Linked DNA regions of Homo sapiens: regions 1 and 3 are each linked to region 2. Evidence: chromatin contacts called from ENCODE Hi-C or POLR2A ChIA-PET data. All regions are on one chromosome and are shown on one strand. The core of a region is the stretch at or near the end of the contact, and the rest is flanking DNA. Distances in the headings are between cores, read along the strand shown.

Region 1 (2,700 bases), core at 104-2,603, 140 kb after region 2:
TTGGTCACCTGGAAGTAAGCTGGCATCTGACCTAATGTTTATATTTTTGTGTATGTCACTTTCTCTGTGTGTATGTGTCTACAGAGATATTGCTGGATATGTCAATATATGGATATACCAGACATAAATATAGTTACAAATAAATATATGGCAAAAAAGTCACTGTAGTTCAGCTTAAAATCCTTACTTTTCAAATCATTGTCTGACTATTAAATTTGTATGTAAAAAAGCAAAGAAAATTATGTTTTCCTCATTTTCTTTTAAAATAGTTATAAATATCACTGGGAAAGCATTATCAATTGTTATAAATCATTAAGAGGCTGCAGTAGCACAGTGTACAGGCTCTGGAACTAGACCACTAGAGTTTGAATCCCATCCCTCTTACAATTTACCAGCTACATGACCTTGGGTAAATTACTTAACCTCTCTATGCCTCAGTCTCTTCATCTGCAAATGGGACTAAGAATCATTTCTATCTCATAGGATTACTATTAGGATTAAATTAATGAATTACTTAAAACAGTGGTAGCTACATACTAGGTGCTCCTTAAATGTAAGATGTTATTTTCAGTGGTGTCTTTGTAAAGATTAATGACTAGCTTCCGTCTTAAAATATTCATATTTTTCACATTTGCTTTAAAAAGCACAAGGCGAGGGCGGTGGGGGAGTAAAGATGCTCAATGGGTGCAAAAAAATAGAAAGAATGAATAAGACCTAGTATTTGATAGCACAATGAGGATACTATAGTTAGTAATAATTTAACTGTACATTTAAAAATAACTAAAAGAGTGTAATTGGGTTGTTTGTAACACAAAGAATAAATGTTTGAGGGGATGCATACCCCATTTTTCATGGTGGGTTATTACTCATTGCATACCTGTACCAAAATATCTCATGTACTCATAAATATATATATATATGCCTACTATGCACCCATAAAAATTAAAAATAATAATAATAATAAAGCACAAGTGGCCCCCTTGGAAGCTGGGGAGGGGAAGGTAGCCACTCTCACACTGTTTTAAGAATGCATCAGGGTTGTCCTTTATAAAGGGGGATCTCAGAGTTATAGGCAAGCCTCTGAAGCTGCCCCCAGGGGTGAGAGATTTTGCTCATCTGCCTTTAGCAGTCACCAAGTAAAAACAAAGAGCATCAGCTTACACTGAGAAGAAACTGTAGTGGGAAGAACAAGACTGTAATTGAATCATAACAACTCTAAACAAATTTTAAATTTTAAATATGACAGGCTGTCAAGACTCATCCAATAAGAACACACTCAGGACCTTTTCTAAGCCAGGGACAGTTGGGCTGAGTTGGCAGTCACACCAAATTGCCCGTCCCTTACCTGCTGAGCGTGAGCAGGACCCTGGCTGCCGTACTGCAGAGCACACTAGACGTTCCAACAGAGAAAGGAGCTCAGCATCAAACTCTTCCTATGAATAAGGAAACTAAAACCCAAGATGCTCAAATGACTTGCCCAGAATTGCACAGCGAGTCAGCCCAGACTCCCAGCCCCCATGCCCCAGCACTTTACTTTAAGCCACATTCAAAGGAAGCGCGGTCCCTCTGCTAAATACTTCCTATGTGAGGCATAAAAGCTATTTGGATTTCAAACCCACTTAGAATTTGAGGTTTAAAACTCTGAGGGACTTTGTGGCATTTAAGGATCCCATGGAAACATCACTCTTCCTTCTTTGAAAGGCTAGGCTTCTCACCATCATCCCACGCCCCCCGCCCCACCACCAGTCCTCACAAAATTACAGTGAAAGAGAAAATCATGGTGCCTTGAAAAAGGAAACAGGAAGATAAGGCTGAAGAAACACCCACATCTATGGCACTGATCAAACTGCCATCAGTGCAGTAAGAAGCTTGGGCCATCAGCTATGCCGAGAATTCAAAACCCAGGGGTCCAACTGTGCCAAGCTGCAAGGGGCCCCACAGGTGGCACCCAGGCCTGTGACTGTTGTGGAGAAGAAAGAGGACACAGATAGAGGTCGATGTGAGTGGATCACTTGAGTCCAGGAGTTCGAGACCACCCTGGGCAACACGATGAAACCCTATCTCTACAAAAAATGCAAAAAATTAGCCAGGCATGGTGGTGGCACCTGTAGTCCTAGCTACTTGGGAAGCTGAGGTGGGAAGATCACCCGAGCCTGGGAGATCAAGGTTGCAGTGAACCATGATTGTGCCTCTGCACTCCAGCCTGGGTGACAGAGTGAGACCCTGTCTCAAAAAAACAAAAAAAAAAAAAAAAAAAGAAAGAGGAAATGGATAAACAATCTCAGAAGGCCTGCTACCAAAATTAGAATTAAGAGCAGAACTAACAAAACATCTTCCCCAGGGCCACCTCCAGCCCGGGACAAGTTTTGTTAGCCTGCACAGTATATTTGTTTTTATTTGACTTAGTTGCTAATATTTTTAAGTTGGGAGATTTTTCATAAATATCTGAATTCTAGCTTCTCTTGAAAAATCAGAACACCCAACAATACTGGCCTCACGTTCTCACATGACCCAACCAGTTGGTACTAAATAGAGCTGCCCCTCTAAGCTGGGAGTGCCACTTGTACTCCCCACCCCTTGGCCACGGTGCTGGAATAGAAGAAGGAAGACCCCATTCAACCCACCGTTTGGGTCAGCTTTGGGATGGCCACCTCCAATGGACACTCAGACTGGATCCAGCGATCCCTGCAGGTTGTGCAG
Region 2 (2,700 bases), core at 170-2,669:
TCTTTACTACCTCTCTCTCACCCTAAGATTGCAGATTCCAGTCTGGGAGCCCTCCTCCCAGGTGCACAAGCCCCAAAAGCCAGCCCTGGCCTGCCCCAGCAGTTTCTGGGCCTTCCCGATCGAGACATGGGAGCAGTGTGTAAGGTTAACAAGTCCTCAGGCTCTTCTCCTTCAGTCCAGCCCTTGGAAGTGATTACCAGATTATACATGACAGCCCAGGGCCACTGTCTTATTATTCACAGCCCCAGATCTGAAGGGAACTTGGAAGCACTTTCTGCTTGCTTAGAACAGAGGTGGCAGGGCTTAGGGAGCCCTCCAGTTCGGTCAGGAGCTGTTATGAGCAGGGATAAACATCACTGACTTAGAAACCTTGAATGGCAGGAGCAGAAAACCCCCTGGGGTGCATTCAGCCCAGCCTCCCCAGGCCCTGCCTCCTGCTTTAAGAGAGAGCAGGGAGTCCCAAGGTCATGTCTCAAGGTCATGCTGTGAGTATCTGGCAGCTAGAATCAGAACCTAGGTCTCCTAAATTCAAGTAGGACCTTCATGTCCCCAGAGTCCTTTCCATCTCTGAGGCTTTTGTAATTCTTTTCTTCCCAAATGCAGGCAAGAGCTGAGAAAGCCTACATGTGTGTATCAGTTTCTCCTCACTCCCAGCATCACTTCCGTGCAGGGTTCCTGGAGCTTTAGTCACATAGACTGTCCAGACCACCTCATTCTAGACCCCTCGTCCCCCCACCCTATGAGGGCACAGGCAACAGGCAACCCTGGCTCTCCACATCTGCCTGGGCAGAGCCTGCCCTCTGCAAGGCTATTGGATGCTCAGCCTCATGCCCAGAGGTTTCCAGGGCTGAGGTGTGGGTGTGACTGGGACCCTTCTTCCCTAGATCCAGCCTTCCCTTCCAGCTCATCTCCCACCAGCCCCACAAGGCTTTGGTCACTCCCAGCTCCCTCCCTGATGCCCATGTTCTCTGGTTCCCCTGGGGCTTCTCACGCACTGGTCCCTTACCCAACAATATCCCTCCAGCTTCACAGACTGGCAAACTCACTCTTCAAGGTCCAGCTCAAATGACCTCCTTTGAGAAGTCTTCCCTGATTTCTCCCACTCCACCCCATTGCCTCAGCAGACTCAGTGGTCCCCCTCACCTGCATTTCCCCACACTTTATAGATTCCTAGGTCTTAGCTCTTAACATTAGCACATCAGGATTTTTTTATATCCATCTCTCCAACTAGACTGTGAGCTCCCTGAGGGCAGGGGCTGTGTCGGCAGCTCCACCCCTAGCCCACAATTGGCACCAAGGGTCTCTTAGGAAATGTATGGAGAATGAATGAATGAACAAGTGAATGGCCACCTGCATTTCATCGTAGCTGTGTCTAGGATTCCCCAGGGTCAAGTCTGTGTTCCTGCTGTGGCAGAGTGACTGGAGGCCACCAGAGGGCAGCAAAGAGTCAGGAACGAGCAACAGGTGTGCACCCCAGAGGCCAGGGCCAGGTTGGCAAAGGGGTGGCGTGCCCAGGCCAGAGAGCTACCAGGAGCCCCAGCAAGGAGCTTAGAAAGAAAGTCAGGGGTCAAGGGAAGTTAGTGTTAAGAACAAAGGCTGTTCTTTCCCTGAGCAAACGCTCCCTGAGCCTGATGCTTAGGTCACGGAGGTGCCTGGAGAGCACTGGTCCTCTCTCCATCTGATGCTCAAATCCCCACCACCAAGTTCTCACCAGTGTCCGCTGGACCCTCCCAAGTCTGCCCATTCCAATGTCTTCAGTACTAATCATAGGAAAGGTTCTTGATACAAGGCTGGAAAAGGTGGCCCTCTGAATCCTGTTCACTACTCCCGGCCATGCCTATGGAACTGGGCAGTATATATTTTCTCCCTGTTTCACATGCTTAACCAGACCCAGAGAGTGGAAATGACATGTCAGATGGCACAGAGGTCCTGGCTGAGCTGGGCCAGGATGCTGCCTGGTACTGCGGCCCCCACCCCTAAGCCTGCATGCTTTGCACAGAGCAGGCCTGTAGGGCAGGCAAGACGCAGAATCAGGGGTGGGCTTGCCAGACCACAAAAGAAACCTTCTCCTCCCCGCTCCAGAACCTCAATACCCTTCCTATCTCACACAGGCGGTGTCTCCGTAACTACACAACCATCGTTTCAAACAGTAGCAAGGCAGGCTCCGAGAAGTCACAGAGCTCCTCTGTGGTCACACTGCTAATAATGGTGAAGCCACATTCTTGCCAAAGCACCCTTCGCTTCTCTTGGGGCATCTGCATATTTCTGTCTGGACTGGCCCTCGCCCCATGCTCCTGGGGTTCATGCACCTGTCTGCAGAAGGCCTCATCTGCATGTCTGCTTGGCCTCCAAAAGTTGCCAAGCTCAGATCCTAACCTTGCTGGCCATCAGCCTCCACTCAACAGGCTCCCCTCCCTGCCAATCCTACTTGCCTGGCCTGGGCTGGACTCCCACCCCTGGGAACCCACACCAGCCACTAGGCTTAGCCTTCTGCCCTACCGCAAAGCCCCCATCCTCCTCTCCAGATAGCCAAGCACACATGGTTCCCAGCCCAGCTCCAGGGCCACCTTTGCCAGAATGCCTTTCTCAGTTGCACCAACCACAGCTGCCTCTCTGTTTTCTGCAGACCCACTGTATTCGGAGACTGCCTGACTCCTACTTGGCAGTGCTCTCATTTCTGACTGGATTCTTCTCTAGTTG
Region 3 (2,700 bases), core at 3-2,502, 200 kb after region 2:
TACGCAGATCCCCAAAATGTTAACTTTTTACCACACTCCTCTGTCTCTCTCTCCCTCTAGCTCCCAGAATTTTTTTTCTGAGCCACTTAAGCATCAGTTTCAGACATGATGCCCCTTTACTCCAGGTAGTTCAGTGTGCTCGACCTGAAAAATAAAACCAAGACATTCTCTTACATAACCACAATGTAAATATAAAAATTGGGGAAATAATGTTAATGCAGTACTGTCCTCTAACCTAGATCTGGATGTTGCCAATTGTTCCTTTAATGCGGTACAGTTCCTCGGTCTTTCTTTGCATTTCCTGCCACTGACAGTTTTGAAGAGATAAGTCCAGTATTTTTAGAGTGTACCTCATGGTTATATTCAAGTTACGCACTTTTGATGTGAATGCCATAGAAGTAATGTGCTGTTTTTCTCAATGAATCACATCTCACTTTTTAAAGTGAAAGTCATTCTTCAATCTCCTCCATTCCTACTCCCCTCCTAAGAGGTAAATAACCACTGTTAACGATTGGTATTCATCTAGTATTTTGTCTATGCACTTATATACACACATATCTATACACAGGCACACTTGTACCCTTTAAAAACATAATAAAATGAGAACACTATATCCTTACTGCTCTGCAATTTACCTTTTTTCATTTAAGTGTACGTCTTTGGCAATCTTTCCATGTCAGTGCATGCAGATTCCCTTTATTCTTTTAAAAATGGCATATATATATGTATATATATGCCACATATGTGTATATATATATACACACACATATATATACATATATATACATATATATACATATGCCACATATGTGTGTGCATATATATATATATATATATATATATATACACATATATATATATATATATTTTTTTTTTTCCCCTAGAGACTGCCTCTGGCTATGTTGCCCAGGCTTGTCTCAAACTCCTGGGCTCAGGCAATCTGCCCTCCTCAGCCTCCCAAAGTGTTAGGATTACAGGTGTGAGCCACTGTGCCCAGCCAAACGTGGCATAATATTTTTAAATGGTATAAATGTGTTCTTGTTTAGTTTGTTCCCTACTAATGAATATTTCCATTTTTTCTATCACAATGTTTGTACACACATTTAAGAACATACCTCATTTATAATTGTGATAGATGCTATTAAATAGCTCTCCTAACACACTTTTCCAGTTTGTATTCTCATCTACTGTGCATGAGATAATTTGCATTTTTCTGACTGTTAGTGATGCAGAGCACCTATTCACGGCCTTTGGGTTTCCTGTTCTGTGAATTGCCTGTTAGTGGTCTTTGCTGTGAGAATGCTGAATTGTCCGTCTTTGTCTGACTACTTATTTCTCCAGGCCTCACTCATTTCTGTTCCTCTGCAGAGGCTTCTCCACGTCCCCTAATCAGCCACTACCCCCTCCTCTGCTGTCCCACAACACTGTTCACACCGTGCCCAGGCCTTCATTTACCAACCATTCCATAAAAAATCTACTCATTCCAAAAGTGTCCACTGTGAGCCTTCTCTGTGCTTGGCCTTGGGCTAGGTGCTGGGTGGAGAGACATGAGCCAGTCATCATAGACTCCATGCTAAAGTTCAGTTTTGATATGCAGCTTTGAGCATAGAAAAGAGCATGAGTTTTAGATCTAGACATAACTTGAGTTGAATTCCAGCTTCACCACTTCCCAGCTGTGTAATTCAGAGCAAGTCACTTGATTACTCCAAGTCTCCATTTCCATACTAGTGAGGTGAGGCTAATCCCTCCCTAAGAGAGTCACTTGAAGCTGGACAAGAGACAATATATCTGAAGTGGTTAGCAAGGGCCTGTTACACAGTAGGCTTGCAGTAAATGAATGGTAGTTGAAAGGCAACTGTTAAGAGGTCAAAATCAGTTAGTTCTCAGAGGTTCTAGGAGCCACCAATAAACTGGAAAATAAAAAGGAAGGAGGTAGCTCCTCTCTTTGCAATGCAAAGGATATGGATGAGTGCCGCTTGCCCAGATCCTGCTACAGAATATCTTTCCTGCTCTCTGCAGCAGATTTCTGCTTTGTCCTGGCCCCTCATCCCAATTCAGCTGCGCATTGTTGTCCTACTACCACTGCCGTGGGAAGAACAGGTGCTTCCCTTCTCAAATAAATGTTGGTCTCTTTAGAAAATACTCTGTAAGAAAGACTTCAGGATATTTGTGCATGCTGTCACCCATGATTTCAAGAAGTAGGGGCTGGGCACTGTGGTTCACACTGAGGCGGGAGGACTGCTTGAGACAGGAATTCAAGACCAGCCTGGTTAACACGGCGAGATCCCATCTCTACAAAATGTTTATAGTTTTAAATTAGCCAGGTGCAGTGTGGTGATGCACGCCTGTAGTCCCAGCTTCCTGGGAGGCTCAGGTGGGAAGATCTCTTGAGCCCAGGAGGTTGAGGTGCCAGTGAGCTGTGTTTACACCACTGCACTCCAGCCTGAGTGACAGAGTGAGATACTGTGTCGAAAAAAAAAAAAAAAAGAAAAGAAAAGAAAAGAAAAAAAGGAGAAATGGGGAGTAGAGACAGCTTCAATTAGAAAGAGAAATGCTGTGTATGTGGAGAGAGGCTGAGGTGGAAAGTTTCCCTGAAGACCCAAAACTGCCGCAGAGTAGGGTGAGTGGGTATATGTTAGAAGGACAGGGAGAAGGGCTTTACAGGCAGTGGAGTGTTCTCTGCAAAGGCACAGGTGTGGG

Evidence for each region. Hi-C counts contacts between places; a loop is a spot of excess contacts on that map. ChIA-PET counts read pairs that join two places held with the same protein, here RNA polymerase II (POLR2A). Pooled maps may share reads with other maps.
Region 1: a map of left colon shows a loop between it and region 2 (4-fold over the local background). The contact joins two enhancer-like sites. A Hi-C loop is called at or near these places in 4 of 168 maps with a recorded cell type or tissue (Caco-2, GM12878, endothelial cell of umbilical vein and 1 more), 9 of 37 single-sample maps with no recorded cell type and 8 of 50 pooled maps. POLR2A ChIA-PET finds 5 or more read pairs at or near these places in 3 of 52 experiments (A673, Panc1 and WTC11).
Region 3: a loop to region 2 is called in a map of Panc1, with 2.9 times the contacts of the local background. The contact joins two enhancer-like sites. A Hi-C loop is called at or near these places in 3 of 168 maps with a recorded cell type or tissue (Panc1, chondrocyte and transverse colon), 3 of 37 single-sample maps with no recorded cell type and 4 of 50 pooled maps. POLR2A ChIA-PET finds 5 or more read pairs at or near these places in 1 of 52 experiments (activated CD4-positive, alpha-beta T cell).

Annotation. Positions count from the first base shown.
Region 1 is chr9:37,008,891-37,011,590 of GRCh38, forward strand. The region is part of intron 3 of PAX5 (paired box 5); the gene reads right to left. LOC105376032 (a long non-coding RNA gene) reads left to right here. Exons shown (of 4, transcript NR_188579.1): 4 at 1-162. Among named protein-coding and RNA genes, the nearest start is that of PAX5, 24 kb to the right of the region's middle. RefSeq lists an enhancer at 2,686-2,700. Within about 2 kb of position 1,354, at least 2 of the 41 ENCODE cell types and tissues checked have a DNase peak (open chromatin) inside an H3K27ac peak, as active enhancers do.
Region 2 is chr9:36,872,037-36,874,736 of GRCh38, forward strand. All of the region lies in intron 8 of PAX5 (paired box 5), which reads right to left. Among named protein-coding and RNA genes, the nearest start is that of MIR4540, 9.1 kb to the left of the region's middle. Within about 2 kb of position 1,420, at least 2 of the 41 ENCODE cell types and tissues checked have a DNase peak (open chromatin) inside an H3K27ac peak, as active enhancers do.
Region 3 is chr9:37,073,724-37,076,423 of GRCh38, forward strand. No RefSeq gene overlaps it. Among named protein-coding and RNA genes, the nearest start is that of PAX5, 41 kb to the left of the region's middle. Within about 2 kb of position 1,253, at least 3 of the 41 ENCODE cell types and tissues checked have a DNase peak (open chromatin) inside an H3K27ac peak, as active enhancers do.